2 separate regions of the Mus musculus genome follow, and region 2 is linked to region 1. A link is a loop called in an ENCODE intact Hi-C map of the cell type or tissue named here. Cell type or tissue: left cerebral cortex. All regions are shown on one strand. Each heading gives the region's core, and the rest is flanking DNA. Links, peaks and the distances in the headings are about the cores only.

Region 1 (7,830 bases), core at 1,729-4,228:
CAGGGCGATGTGTGCCCTTCTAGATTTTACCTTTTCTTCCTCTATCATTTCCTTTACTTCACTGCTAGGTCTTTTCCACCGATTTTGCTGTCCAAGTCTAATGCTTCTAATTAGTTAGCTCCAGCCTATCTCAAGCTAAGATAGAATCCAGGCCAATTTTTTTTCCCTTCCTCCTACTCTAAGGGGGAAGCTCTCAGTTCAGACCAAGACACCAACACAAAGCACTCCCTTTGGGTTTTCTCTTGTGATCAGAAGGTCTACTCTGAACCTTTCAGGAACTTGGGCCATGCGGCCTGGTATCACGTGGCTTCCCATAGCCACAAATATCAGGTATCATGTTTTTAAATCAAAGCTATTAAGTTGGTATTAAATGCATATTGATGGGTGAAACCTATATCCTTAGTAAGACCTGAGAAGACAGGAAAGGCGTATGGGTCTCAGTGGCATCTGCTCTGCCTGCAAGCACTGTACTCTTCAATACTGTGTTTCAGAAGTACTTCCAAACAGAATTGGGCAAGGGAAAGTTTCAAAAGTCAGGTAAATACCTCCAGTGACGGAGACAAAGGAGACACCTGGATTGGTTTCCAGGTAATAGATAACAGGAAAATCACCCACACACCAATCTGTGATGCAACCAAAGGAAACTCACCGTCTCCTCTCCGGATTCCTCAGGAAGGCTTCTCTGCAGAAGGAAGTTAGAGAGACAGTCATCCTTCAGCCGTGTGTGGCTTACTACCTCAAGGCAAAAACCCCACGTTCTCAGTCAGAGAATTATGTTGCTTCCATACTGTGGCATAACTTAGTCATTGAAGTCAAGGCAAAAAAAAAAAATGGAGTATTACAGAAAATGGTTTTCCCATGTGTGAGTTTCTCTGAACAATCTTCTCAGCCGTCTTTGTTGGGATGTGTGCTGCTCTGTGCTAGAGTATTGTTAAAGCTTTCAGGTCACCGCTTTAGAAGAACTTAATGAGATTTTCTGACCCTTCGCTGTTTATATAGCGGTAGGCATTTCCCTTTAGAGCTCTCACCTTGCTCACAATGATGCATGGCTTTAGAGTCTGCCTCATCCTCTTAGACTAAGCTACGTGAGAGCAGAGACTTAGGTGTGTTTCCTACAGTGTTAGCTCCAGAGCCACACATGGTGAATGGTTACCTTGAAAGCTCTATGCCCTTAGCTACCACGTTAGATTAGCCACATGAGACCGGTGAGCATAGACAAAGATTTCCACCTTACTTTTGAAAGGTAACCGTTAGGTTAAGAGGCATGGGTAAACACTTACTGTCTGAGGGATTACAAAGAAATGTCCAAGGTTGTGTGTGAGCAAATTTTGGATCAGATGATATTTTAATGGATGCTGTGTGACACAGGTCAGGACTGCCTTTTTGCAATCCTTGAGATACTCTGTTTCTGAGCTGACCTGGAGTTTTCCAGGTAGTTCCAGCTGGCCCCAACTTTGTAATAATCCTCCTGCCTCAGCCTCCAGAGTGCCGTGATTATACGCATCACCATACTCAGCTCTTTTAGATGTTTTGACACAGTGGTTAATGGCTAAGTTTTCTCTCCAGAGACATGATACAAAGTCCGGCCTACTGGGTTTCTAATCTATAAAAGCTGGACTTTAGAAAGTCAAACATTCATAGCCAGACAAAGCCAGTTTTCTCTCAGCTTAGCGTTACTTCCATAAACACCCCTTTTCTCAGTATGTGGGCTCTGTGTGAGAGAAGCCAAACCCTTGTTGGCACAGCAGAGCTCTCCCTCCCCCACAAAATAGGAGATTTCCCAGGTCATCTCAGCAGCTTCCAAGATGTCTAGTTCTTTGGACCAAAGTTTCTCCAAGCTGCTCCCTTTGACAAAATAGCCAGAGGAAGGAGAATGGGTGATTTTACTAAGTGCCCTTTACCGGTAGAAACTTCTGGAAAACAATGTCAAAGTCCCTATGTACAACACCTTGATAATATTCTACATGACTGTAACAGTATTGGACTACTCTCCATTAGGAAAAAAAGGCACAAATTTTTAAGAAAATAGAGTCATCTTTTATCTTGTCTCCATTCATGGTCTCTTACACTTACTTTCACCATTTGGAATTGAGTTTACTCTACCTGATGTCTTCCATTCTCTTGCACAAATGGGAGTTTATCTGGGGCCAGTTCCACAAGATCACTGTATTCTGCAAACTAAAAAAGATAATTGTGGATGCTCATTTCTTTTAAAAGTCATCTACTGTAAAGAGGCATTCATTATACTATTTCTTTATATTCATTCCTCTGTTGTTAGATTATCTTATTTTTGATACAACAATTTCTTTAATATGTATATTTGCTAGTGAAGTCTCAAATTTGTTGGGTGTGAGAATTCAGGTTTGAGCTTGCCTGAACGTGATAGGGCAGCTATGTAATCAGATGATAAAAGGTTCCCAGGAGAGTACCTGGATGGATTTAGGGGGACTTAATCAACAAATGTATGAAAAAAGGGCTGCTTAGAAATTACCAGAAAAAGACTAACATGTTTGGGTGTTTTACCCTCAATGTGAGATTTCTGACACTTTCTTGTGGTTTCCAAAGTGTTGGAAAATATGATAGTTTCTAAGCAGAGTGATTTTCTCTCCTGAAAACATACTGGGTTTTTTTTTTTCTTCAGTATTTTTCTGTGCAGTCCATTCTGTGGTATTCTCTAAAATAATCCTGTAACACATGTTTCTCTGCCAGCCCAGAAGTAGCTCTAATATGATATTCAGAATGTCTCAGTTAAAAGTTTCTGCTATACTGGGGTGTCTGACGGTCTCAAGTGGAGAGCTGAAACCCATGGCTGTCATTCCTGAATTTTGCCAGCTCTGTTGCCGCCTTCTTTTTCAGAATACTTAATTTGTTCTTATTACAAAAATAATTGTTCGCTTACATATAAAAGACAATGATGCTTTGAGAATGGCTAAGTAAAAGAGTAACAATATTATTTCTAACTAACAGGACTAGCAATCACTGCGCAGTACTAGTCCATGTATGGTACCTGTATGTATGGTACCTGGTAGTTTACATACCCCTCTTAATTGGCACTGAAGTTTGGAATAGGTCTGTTATTACATATGATTTTATATAAGGAGTGGGCAACTATGCTCTATAAATGCTACATAAATATCTGACCACCGGATTTGATTTAACTTTCATACAAAAATCTGATAATGTCTTAGTAAGCAGCTGCATTTCATAATCATAATCAGGACGTGGCAGCAGGAGGAAGAACATTCTCTCAAGTTTCTGTCCTATTTCAGAGCAAGTTCATTGACTAGGAATGGCATTCAGCCATTTGCAGCCTGTTTGTCCAGGCCAATAGCAAGGAGTCCTGCAACAGTACTTACTTCTGAGTTTCCGTTTATGGGGATTTCGAAGGCTTGTGCTTCCAGAAGAAACAGCCAGATGAGAAGGCACACAGGCCGCTGCATTTTGCTGGACATCTGTGCCAAGCTCCCCCGAGCAGATGGTCTGGGGAGAACTCCCCACCTACGGAACCAGGTTAGCAGGAACTTGTCTGTTGATGAGAGCAGATCGTTTTAAAAAGAAGAAAAAAGAAGAAAGAGCACTAACTTTGCTCAAATTCAGGACAAATATTTGTTCTGGAACTCAAACCTGAGCTGTGGGGGTGGAAGGGAAAGCTGGGGTTATTCAAACAGCAAGGCCAGGAGCAGTTCCTGGGCTGTGAGCATGAGTCAGGGTCAAACAGCAAGGCCAGGATCGGTTGTGCATTCCTCTACCCTTGATTTTGTTGATTTTAATTGATCTCAAAATCAGAGAGACTTGAAGATAATTATCACCCTCTGTAAATGTTCAAGTAAGGCACTATATTAAGGAAGTAACCCAGAAAGAAGAGCTAAACTCACAGTGTCTGGAGATAAAAAAAAAAATTGTTTAAATAGCAGCAGGAGGGCTGGAGAGATGTCTCGGTGATTATGAGCACTGGCTGTTCTTGCAGAGGACCCAGGTTCAATTACCAGCACCCACATATTGGTGCACAGACACACACAGTCACACACACACACACACACACACACACACACACACATCAATACAACACACACACACACACAAAATAAATTAATCAAAAAACATTAAAAAGAGAACAAGAGGCATTTAGAAAAAATAAGAGAAGAAATGGAGTGATTCTCTGAAAAGAGAATTCATGGTTCCCTTCTTCCCCTCTCACTTTGATAACTGGGCAGTTGCTACATGCAAGGAACAGGGGAGGTTGATGCAGGGGACCAGGGCTCACTTCTCAGGGAAAATATTCATGAACTGAAGTGTCCCCCTCTAGCTGCTCCTCATCTCTGTTGGCATAGTGGTTCCGTCATTCTTGTGAGTCATACGGTGAGAATACAAACTATGAATTGTAAAATTGTTACTATGTTATTACAACACCATGTCCTAACTTCTGGGAAGGGATTTAAAGAGAAAACAGGATGAAAAATCCATATCTTCAAAAGATGGACAACAAGCCCGTTGGTAAATAAAGGGAGAGAGCTAAGCACCTAGCGGGGACAGTTAATAGACTTAACTCACATAGTGCACACCTCAGTGGAGGCTTTATTATGTACTGGGTACCAAATCCATAAGAGAACGCATGGGGATCATCCTGGGATCACTCACTACAGTAGCAGAGTAGGACAGAAATGCACTGGATGAGGGACAAACTAGGTCATGCGCAGTACAAGGATGGGATCCACTGACCTGGAGACGTGGAGAGAAGGTGGGGCTTTATTAGCTGGGTCTACAAGGATAGGGGTGATTGCTACAGGCTCATTGTAGCAATGCTCTTAGGAAGCAGGATGAGCATGACCCAAGGAAGAGGGGATATATCAATATGTCAGGAGATGGAGGGAAAGAAGAAGGAATAGGCAAATGAGAACACAAGTATCAGGCCAGAGGAGCCTGGATTCTGCACTCCAGGCAGAAAGACCTCAATAGAGATAGAACGGGAGAGGACAGATGGTACCCCCTTTTAATAAAGGACACTTTGGGTGTGGCTCAGATGATGAATGTAGCAAGGCATGAACTCAAGGACCTACTTCAGAGACTGACACTCCTTTTGAGATAGCCTGAGGTCCTGGACCAAGGCAAAGACAGTGCAGCCAGCTTGAGATGACAGTTGGTTCATGAGCTAGTCACATAAAATGCTAGATGTCAATATGAAATGGTAGGAATGCACACTTTCCAAGCATTTACCTTTGATATGTAGATGTGTGTGTGCTAATTATTGCCAACTAATGAAAGCACTGTGCTGACTAATGAGGCTGTGTGTTGACAGCTGTAAGAAAATCATATAGACAGATAAATAGCCAAGACATCATGGTGATTATCGGATTGTCTAGCTTTGGGGCAACTTAGAATTTCCCCTTTACAATAGTAGTTAAAAATCTGTCCTTTTAGGTCACACCTGCTTCTACTATTTGCTCACTCTGGGATAAGCATCATCTCCCATTGCTGTAGACTGAATTGTGTCCCTCTCAGATTCATAGACCACACCTACTATAGCAAGAGTAAAGAAAAAAATGACAGTTAAATGATGTCAGAGGGGTGAGGTCCGTGATCCAGTAAGAGTTGTGTCCTTATAAGTTTCCCCATGAAGACTCAATAAGAAAGCAGCAGTGCATAGATCGAGAAGGACCTTCCTATGGGAAGCTAACCAAATGGTAACTGGATCTTAGACATTCATCCTTTAGAACGTGAAGAGTAAATTTCTATTATTCAATCTGCTCAGCTCACAGTATTTTTACTTATGACAGCTTGAGCTAGGACATTAATCGCCTTCTACATCATCAAGCTTTAGACCATTAAATATGGTCATGTATCTGGGATGCTTGGCACCGGGGTTGGAAAAGTGCGCGCTCAGTGGTTAAGACCACTCGCTGCTCTTTCAGAGGACCCAAGTTTGGTTTCTAGTACCCACAGCAAGCTGCTCGAAACCATTTCCAGAGGGCTCCAACACCTCTAGCATCAGTAGACACCTGCACTCACATGTTCATACTCATGCACACACACACATGCACATACACACGCCCCACATACGCAATTCAAAATAATAAAAGTAAATAAATAAATTAAATTTTTTGCAAACTTGCTAAATGCTCAGTAAATAATGTTTGCAAATCATGTTCATGCAAGGGAATATAGATTTTGGTGTGAAGACACTTGGGCACAAAAAGATGGAGTTCCACAATCGTTAGCTATACTTACCCACAACACTTCTTTGCTTCAGATTTGGAAGAGCAGATCTTAGCTCAGTGCCTGGCAGTCTGTTTTTCTGCTTATCGTGAAGAGCAAATAAAGACTTGTTCAACTGCTTTGTTTTGTTTTTTGTTTTTTTTTTCACCATAGATTATTTTGTCATATGGCTACTTTTCTTTCTCTTTGGTTTCTTCTAAACAAGTAACTCATCTACATGTATTTCCTATCTCCTTGATTTTGCACACTGGTTAACATATGAAGTTATTTATTTACTGTAGACCAGGGAGACCTAAACACTGAGGACATTTTGTGTATTGTCCCAGCCTAGCAGAATTTTACTTTCCTTATCACAAAATATGGACACTTGGATGCAGACTATAACTAAGTATAATTTCAAGTATAGTGGGAGAGAACAGGGGCCCCCCATCCCCTCTTGGGTGGTCTGGGTGAACTAATACCAAGCCCTCATGAGAAGGATCTGCTACGGCTTGGCATTCTCCATTGAGAAAATGATTTAGGACAAGTTAGGCCCAATGGCACATTTTTCATAAATAATTATATATTTTTAGTATTCTATCTAGTCCCTTTCATTCACTACCATATCTTCACTGACTTTAAATTGATATTCAGAATTGTCTCTGAAGAAACCAAATGTGGAGCAGTGTGGGTCATATTTCCCTTTTCATGGTGTTAGCTTGTCTCCAAATGCCAAGGTCTCCAGGAAAAAACACCGTGTTTGCTCTCTCTTGATGTTTGGAAACTCGGCGACTCTCACTGGGAAGGGCGTGTATGTTCAGGTCACTGGGTCCTGAACCTGTGACCCTTCCTCCCCACCTTCTATGCCCAGGCCTTGATAACGTAGTGAACTGAAGCTTCTCACTGTTGCAAGTGTTCATGATTTACAAGACGAAAATCAATATTATAAAGACCACAGGAATATTCACTTTCATGTGTGAGGAAAGTCAGCAATAAATCCACAAGGAAAAAAAATGACACTATATCACGACATTTGGATGGAGTGATAACTCAGTGAGCACTCACTGAGAGTTCTAAGAAATGCCAATAAACCTGAAAGTTGCCACTGAATGTGTTATGTAGTTTAGACAGTGGCAACTGCTTGCTTATAAAAAGCTCTGTTTTATCCCAGGTAGATAGATAATAGATTATAGATGATAGATAGATAGATAGATAGATAGATAGATAGATAGATAGATAGACAGCTAGAGCACATCTATATATAGGGACACTTGCCTGTGCGTTCATATGTGGAGGTCAAAGGTTGATACTGGATGTATTCTCCAACCTCTTTTTTTTTTTTTTTTTGAGACAGTGGTTCTCAATGAACCGGGAGCTCACGATTTTGGCTAGGCTAGCGCGCCTGGATCTGTTTCTGTCGCCTTAATTGTAGGGCCACATTCATGACTGTCATATTTGGCTGTGACTTGAATTTTGGGGATGCAGCAGAGGACCTCATGCTTGTGCAGCAACCAATCTCTGCTCTGAGACTCCCCCCAGTCCAGGAATATGTTTAGAAGTTCTAAATCAAAGCTAAGCTAGTTTATACATAGCCATATTTAACTCTCACCTCCTGGTTCATTAGGTCCAAAGATGCAC
Region 2 (7,830 bases), core at 2,240-4,739, 140 kb after region 1:
TTTGTACCCTTAGGCAAAGAAGAAATGCTATTTCATCTAGAACAGTGGTTCTCAACCTTCCTAATGCTGCGACCCTCTAATACAATTCCTTACGTTGTACTGACCCCTAGCCATAAAGTTAGTATCATTGCTACTTCATAACTGTGATTTTTGATATTGGGGGTAGAAGTTACCAAAGGGCCTCCACCTGAAGTTGACAATCACCAATCTAGATCTTACTGAACTGCTTTGGAGGTGAACAACACCCTAGGATGTTACAGGTTGTTCAAAAAACACCATAAAGGAAAAGGGAAATAAATTGCTTGGAAGAAGCAAAATTTCAGAGAGAATGAAAACCTTCCCTTGTCTCAGGCCCAGTTTCTTGGATATGGCTGGCCTGACTGCTGTGAGCTTCTCTTTTGGGGGGCAAATGAAAATGAATGGGGAGCTTCACCTGTGGCCTCCCTGGGTCCCTGGGACACCAAGCTTCTGCCTGTACACTTCAGACATATAACGGGGCTGGGGGAATGGGGGAGGTGGCAGGAGGTGTGTGTTTATATGCTCGCAGCCTGTAGCTGATCACTGTAGTTGGCCTTTGGTTTTGCCAGCGGATTGGTGCAGCATACAGTGTGAGGTCTGATAGGTAAACTTCACAAGGAGTCATTAGGATGGCCACTGTCTTCCAAGTGTTTGCTACTGGATGAAAAGAGTGTCTAGAAAGGACCAGCAATATGGAGCATGGGGAGAGAGAGCAAAGCCTCAACCTAGCAGCTAGGCTTTTCTGCTGGACCCATGGCTGACTGACATTTTCTCAATTTAAATCCTTAGATCCCAGGAGACCTAGATACTAGTTCCTGCAGAAGTGTTGGAAGTTCATTGTTCTTGCTTTTCCTCAGGCATACCAAGACACATCTTTCAGTCTGCAGATTTTGGGAGCAAATCATTGTGAGAAAGAAGCACCCAGAAACACACCCAGGAGCTGTGAAGGGGGCTGTGGAGAGCAGAGCAAGAGGTAGCTGGGCAGAAATAGCGAGACAGACTCATATGCATATTGAGTGGCTTTGGAAGTGTCACTTGTCTTCCTGTGAGAAGCGTAGACAATGCAGCTATTGACATGATTAATGAGAACCTTGGGCAGCACCAGGCAGAGAGGGCGTCAGGCTGAGAAGAAGTGAGAGCAGCTTCCTTCCTTACTGTCAGCCACTCGGCAGCTGGGTCTTGGGATGAGCCTTGCCCTAGTTTTTGCAAAGAGGTAAGCAAGTCTCCAGGAGTTTTGCAAATGAACTATGCTCCCAGTGGCTGGAGAGAATGGGATGAGAAGGGGGATGGGTCATATGCAAATGAGGTACGTTCCCAATGGCTGGAGAGAAAGAGTTGAGAAAGACTGCTGAATGAGTATCCTGGGCCAGACATGGTGGCACATACCTTTAATCCCAGCACTTGGGAAGCAGAGACAGGAGGATCTTTGCAAGTTCGAGGCCAAACTGGTGTCTATAGCAAGTTTCAGGACAGCCAGGACTACATAGCCTGTCTCAAAAAAAGTAGAAAGAAGGCATGCGTGGCGCACATCTTCAATCCCAGCACTCAGGAGGCAGAGGCAGGTGGATTTCTGAGTTCGAGGCCAGCCTGGTCTACAGAGTGAGTTCCAGGACAGCCAGGGCTACACAGAGAAACCCTGACTCGAAAAACCAAAAAAAAAAAAAAAAAAAAAAAAAAAAAAAAAGAAAGACGGGGCTGAAGAGAGTCAGTGAGGTGAGCTCAGTGGATAAACACCTGCCTCACAACAATGTGGACCAGGGTTTACGTCCGCAGGTCCAATGTAAATACCAGGAAGCACGAGGCTGGGCTGGCCAGCCGGGTTAGCTGAATTAGTGAGACCCCTGTGATATCAACCTCTGGCCCCTCACACAGCCGCACACAGTGTTATCCCTGTACATCCGTGCTCCTCACACAGTGGGAAAGATGAAGTCAAGGGACCTGAAATATAAACAATAGCAAGCTGGCTTCCAGGTCAAGGATGTCTTAACTTAGGCATCCTAACGAAGCTCTCCATAGCAGATAGTTCTTTGCTGCTATGTTCTGCAGACGACCAGACTTCGCTGTCAGACTTGGGTCCCTGTCCTGTTTTAAGCCTAATACACCCAGCACAGGTCCTCAGAAAAACCCTCCCTACCTCTCAGTGAACGCCTCCTTCAAGCATAAAACCTATGACTGTTTTGGGGTTTGTTTCTTTTAAACCTACCTTCCTCCACAGCACTTTAGCATTTAGGCCACCTCTGTTCCAAAGACCTCCTTGTGAGGTCAGGGGAGGCAAGTCTAGTCTTTCTGGGTCAAGGTGCAAGCTACCCCTAGTAAGCCACTGATGGCCACACAGCCAGTGTGAAGCAGCACTGGGCTATCAGCACCTGGCCCTGTGAGGTAATTTTTCCCAGAGGCAAATGCTGTTGCTGCCCCTCTTTGCCTGGGGTCTACTAGGATTACAGCTAAATGAGCTGGGGAGGAGGGGAGGAAAGGGAAGAAAAAAACTCAGCAGGTTAAGTAGAGCCAAACCCTATCCCCACAGTGTAGATCCCAGGCTGCTGTCCTTGCCCAGCCTGCTGGTGAAGAATGGAGTTTATTATGTGGGGGCAGAAAGGGAGGTCTGGGAGGTGTTAAGCAGAGAAAACGGGTTGAAATTCAAGATGAGGGGATGCTGGCAGCCCGGCGCCTGCTGTTCGACAGTCTGATGAACTCCGATAAACCCGGGAGCATTTTACAGCCCCTCTGATACAGCCGGAAACTTTAGCGCCCTGGACAGAAAATTCGAGGTTGGTGGGGGAACATTTGGCAGAAGGCAGCTTTCCTGGCCCCACCCACCAGGCTTTCAGTAGCACAATAGGACCTGCATGGGAAGCACACAGACCTCTGTGTAAGATGCGGCAGACCTTGTCATTTGTGGCTGTGATTATGGCTGCCAGACTTTCCCAGACTAACCATAAAGAAAACTTCCCTATGACATGCCTGTCACCCTTGTGACTCACTTTCCCCCGCGTGACCTGGGTGTCCTGCAGCAGCCATCTCTGTCGGTGGAATTCAGCCTTAGGTGATTAATCTCAGTGCTCTGCATTCATGTTGGTGTGAGTGTGTTTCCGTGTGGAATGATGACTACCACACATCTGTACATGTGGATCCATAGCAAAACCATCCTAATAACTAAGAGGTGGGAGACAAAGTCTATTGACAGGTGAATAGAAGAACTAGCATGGTGTCTACACACAGCCGTAGAAAGGAAGGGTGTTCTGATGAGCTAAATACAACATGGGTAAGCCCTGAGGACATTGCGCTAACCGAGAGGAGCCAGCCAAAGAAAGAAAAATACTGCCCTGACTTCATTCATAGGAAAGGTTCTCTGGGTAGGAATAGAGACAGAGACTGAAACAGTGCCTGCTAGGGATTGTGGGAGGGGACGGGGAGCTGTTGTTTAATGGATGCAGCTTTAGTTTTGCATAATGAAGATGCTCTAGAAATTCACTTCATGACAATGTTGATACACTTGCCACTTCTAAAATTCACTTAAAAATGTGCGGTTTGTAACTATTCTGGTTATATTTTTGTTGCTGTGACAAAATGTCCTAACCAAAAGCTACTTAGGAGAAAAAAATGCTTATTTCAGTATACAATTCAAGGTTACATTCTATCATTGTGGGGAAATCAAGGCAGGAACCTCAAACAGCTCTTCACAGTACATCCACAGTCATGTTGATGGCCTGTTTGTGCTAAGCTAAATAAGCTAAATGTCTTCACTATTATACATTATAGGACCCCGCCTCGAGACCCATGGTAGGCCGGATCTTTCCACATCAATTAACTTAATTAAGACTGTCCCCCATAGACATGTCCACAGACCAACCCAATGTAGACAAGTCTCCTCCAGGTGACTCTAAGTTGGATTAAGATGGCAGTTAGACTAACCACCACAGTGCCACAGTAAAAATAAGGGGAAAAAACAAAGAAAAGAAAAAGAAGTGCTTAGGAACAGAAAAGAGATGGCACAACCGTAAAAACTGTGAACAAACCTTACTTCTAAACAGTCATGCAAAAATTAGATCAATTATTGGTTGAATTTAACTATAAGAAAACAATATTTGCATGGAAAAATCATTAAAGTATTAAACTTTCTGCTGTGTAGATTTTACATGAGTTAAAATAAAACACCCATGAGTCTTTTACTTTCTAACCAAAATCCCCAGAGGCCAAGCAAGACCAGGAGTGAAGATAAGACAGCTGGGCACGGTGGGAGGAAAGCCTTGACAGTGGGCTGTTTCTGAAGCCCGAGGAATCCTACCCAGACATTGCTAGGAGCACCCAGGCCCTCTTTCCTCCCACTAGATAATGGCATGCGACCAAGAACTGCATCTATTCCTGGGATGTTGGTGACTCAGGTTTGTAACTTGGTCCAGCAGTGGTGAGCAGCTGTCCAGGCTGTCTACGAGAGAAGGCCCCTGAACTCTTCAAGTTGTTAAGAAGATATTACAAAGTTCCTTGAGAGACAGGGCTAAATGGAAATGCCCAAATGACTTACAGACCCAGCGTCCTTACAGAGCCTTTGGATCCTAAAGAGAAATGTCCAGCTCGCCTAAAGGCAGCTTGTCTCTCCCAACGATGTACTCTTTTACGTCAGCCTGCACGGTGGACCTGCCCTGTGCTTCCTAGCATGTTAGGAATGTTAAGCGTGCTGCCCATTGTATCTCAAACTTCCACATGCCTGTTGCAGTCTGAAGGGCACCATCACTGGGCTGACACACTTCAGGAAGGCAAAGCTTCTCACTGGTCTGTGTTGGTGATGTGAACAAGACACTGGATCTCTGGGACCGTCATTTTAGCACCGGAGATCTCAGAACCCTATGACTGGCTTCATGAGTAATGATGTCTAACCTTGGATGGAAAACACCTTCAAAATCATCAAACTGGAGTAGTATTCATATAAGTGTTTCAACTAATTTTGAATCTTTCCTCCTCTTCCTTTTCTTTATCTTTCACCTTCTGATCTCTTCCCTTCCCTCCCCCTCCTGCTCACCCTCTTCCCTCTTCCCTCCTCCCTTTTCTGAAAGCTAAGAGATCTCCTAGTCCATGTGGATATTGAAGCGAAATCTGTAGATGCTTCTACCTTCAAAGCTAATCCTAAGGTCAGACTACAGATCTGTCCTGCTTTCCATTCTAATATTTCGAGTCCTAACTTAGTGGGGCTCTGTTCCCACGAGTAACCAGCAGACGATAATGTGTGAGACAGCGCTTTGTTTGAGTTTGGAAGACACTGGCAGTGCTGGCGACTTCAGGGTGCAGACTGAAATGAGCACCTGAGAAATGGAATTGGAGAATGTGTTCTGAGATGCTGCTCTGCTTCCATTACGAGTCAGACTGATAGTCTTCCCTTTTCAGTTACCGACCAAGCAGAGTTTATATCTGATGGCTAAACAACACATATTCATTGTTTAAAAGAAAAATAATGCCTCGAAAACACAGATGGTTATAAAGAATTTATTTCGTTTTTGGATTTTTAAAAATCTCTTTTGGTACTTTTGTGGGGAGTGGAGAGGAAAAATTTTAGTAGAGATCTGTTTCCTGATACTCTATGAGAAACAAAACACCTTGCCTGACAGTGGGAATACATACACTCAACAAGCAGCTACAAAAGTGTTTGGAAATGAGATTTGGGCCTGGAAATATAACACTTGCTTGCCATGCAAGTCCCTGCGTTCTGTTCCTGATGACCAATAAATGCATAAAAGGAGGAGAGACTTAGGACATTTAGCCTAAATTAAGTGAGGCAAAGATTTGGATCTTAATAGACCAATATTACTGGACTTTCTGCTTCTCCAAGTAAGCCAGAGCCTGTCCCTCGTGACCCATATAAAAGAGAAGGAAATTATGGTGATGAGAACATTTAATGAGAAATAAGCAACCTGCTTCTTATTCGTACCGGAGCAGTGTCCAACCTGGGAAAACCATCTAACACATTTAAAGCATCTTCAGGTGTAAGATGGACATGCGGGTAACTGTGCCTCAGCCTTGGATTGCAACCAACGAGCCAACGTAAGGAGAAAGCAGATATGTATCAAGTACTGAAGGAAAGAAACGATGGTCACCAATCAGCACATGTTCAACCTACCTAATTTCCATCCGGGGCCTCTGAATGCACAACACAACGATGTGTCATCCAAGGTTTGTGGGTAATTACTGTACTGGTCATAGTCTACGTTTCTGAAAGTCTTGGCTATAACCCAGGAATGATCAACTCATGCCAGGGTGGCCTTTATTAGCATGACTGTTGTTGTTATTGTTGTTGACTTGGCCTCTGTTATCACAGTCTTGCCTCTTGGGAAGTTGAGGCGTGGGAGGCACCGCAGTGTGCTTTGTGAGTACACAGGGGAACCTCGCTGTGTTCTTATCTTTCTGCTCTGCTGAGTGTGAAGAGTGTGACTACCGGCACCATATGCCAGGAAGAGTTCAAATGTGCCTCCCAAGGGATGGGGGTGAATGTCTCTGTCATACAGTTCCGCAGAAGATACTTTATCCCCCGACATTGTCCCAAAGGACACCGCTTGCCATCAGCAGAAACTCAGATCCAGTGACGACGGCCTGAGCAGACCCTTTGTCTACTGATCAGTCAAGAAGAAAGTCGTACACAGGATACGCTCTAACTGGAGAGGGTGGGGGCAGACAAGAGAGAAAGCATAACCAGGAGAACTGTACCCCACCTCTTGTGCCTAACCTGGGGGGGTCCATCTTATTTATCTCGTAACTTTCTACCTTAGTCTCAGCTTTGTCCTTGCAACTGATGTATGGAGGAAACCCTGTTTCTTCTGTGTAAAGCTGACAGCTCCTGATTGACTATTCTTGCATGGTTGTGACTCAGTCTCTTTTCTAGAAAATTCCTAAAGCAGTCAAGCCAGAGCTTACTATGTGACTAGTCATACACAGAAAGCATCCAACTAGGGACTTGGAGACTTGGGTTTCTGTTGTGGCCTCCAAATGTAGAACTTCTTCAGCTAACCCATACCACAAGGCCCACCGGATCTCGTGCCACAGTTGTGAAGAGGGCTAAACAGCTTCCATACACAGTCACTTCCAAGAAACTGGAAGCTTAACCTCAAGAGAAAAGACATCTTTCATCACCTCACCCTTTGTAAGAGGGAACTGAAGGGACTGGGGAGATGGCTGAGTAGATAAAGCAGTTGTGAGCAAGGACAAGAACCAGAGATCTGATCCCAGGACCCACGGAGGAGCAGGTGGGGGCAGGTACCTAGACTGATCGATCTGTGGTTAAGAGCACTGCCTGCTCTTGCAAAGGACCTAGGATTCATTCCTGGAACAACCATATGTAACTCCACTTCCAGAGTATCAGACAGCTTTGGACCTTCTTTGGGCAGCAGGCATGCATGTGGTATACATATACATACATGCAAAAAACCCACCCATGCACATAAAGTTGTATATACACATATAAGTTATAAAATATATTAAATTACATATATATCCATATCAATATGTGTGTGTATATAAGTTAAAGCTGGGTAGGTGTGGTGGCCCACCCACTATCACAGTCCTAAGGATCCTGAAAAGGAAACGTCCTAGTGTAACTGGCTAGCCAGTCTAGACAAGGCAATGAGCTCCTTGTTTGGTGAGAGACACTGCTTCAATAAATAAAAGTAGAGGTCCAGGCAAGATGACTTAGTGGGCAAACACACTTGCCATGTCAGTCTGGCAACCTCCTTGATGAAGGAGGCAATGACCCCACTAAGTTGAATTCTTTCTTCTGAATGTGTCAACTAACATTTTTGCCAGGCAATCTTCTCATCTGTTGTATTGGCT

What was found. A loop is a pair of places that touch in the nucleus more often than their neighbours do. Peaks named below come from ENCODE experiments on the same cell type or tissue, not always from the same donor. Only the 100,000 strongest peaks of a DNase experiment are listed, where the experiment ranks them.
Region 2: a loop joins it to region 1, with 8 times the contacts of the local background. A loop is called at or near these places in 1 of 42 quality-filtered maps.

What each region holds. Positions count from the first base shown.
Region 1 is chr2:10,127,126-10,134,955 of GRCm38, forward strand. Itih2 (inter-alpha trypsin inhibitor, heavy chain 2) reads right to left here and starts at 3,558. Exons shown (of 21, transcript NM_010582.3): 1 at 3,357-3,558; 2 at 2,104-2,178; 3 at 650-682. The coding sequence starts at 3,452. In left cerebral cortex, for the core only: no CTCF peak of the experiment used is centred there; DNase peaks (open chromatin) are centred at 2,730 and 3,476.
Region 2 is chr2:10,261,731-10,269,560 of GRCm38, forward strand. No RefSeq gene overlaps it. Among named protein-coding and RNA genes, the nearest start is that of Gm31496, 42 kb to the right of the region's middle. In left cerebral cortex, for the core only: no CTCF peak of the experiment used is centred there; DNase peaks (open chromatin) are centred at 3,389 and 4,334.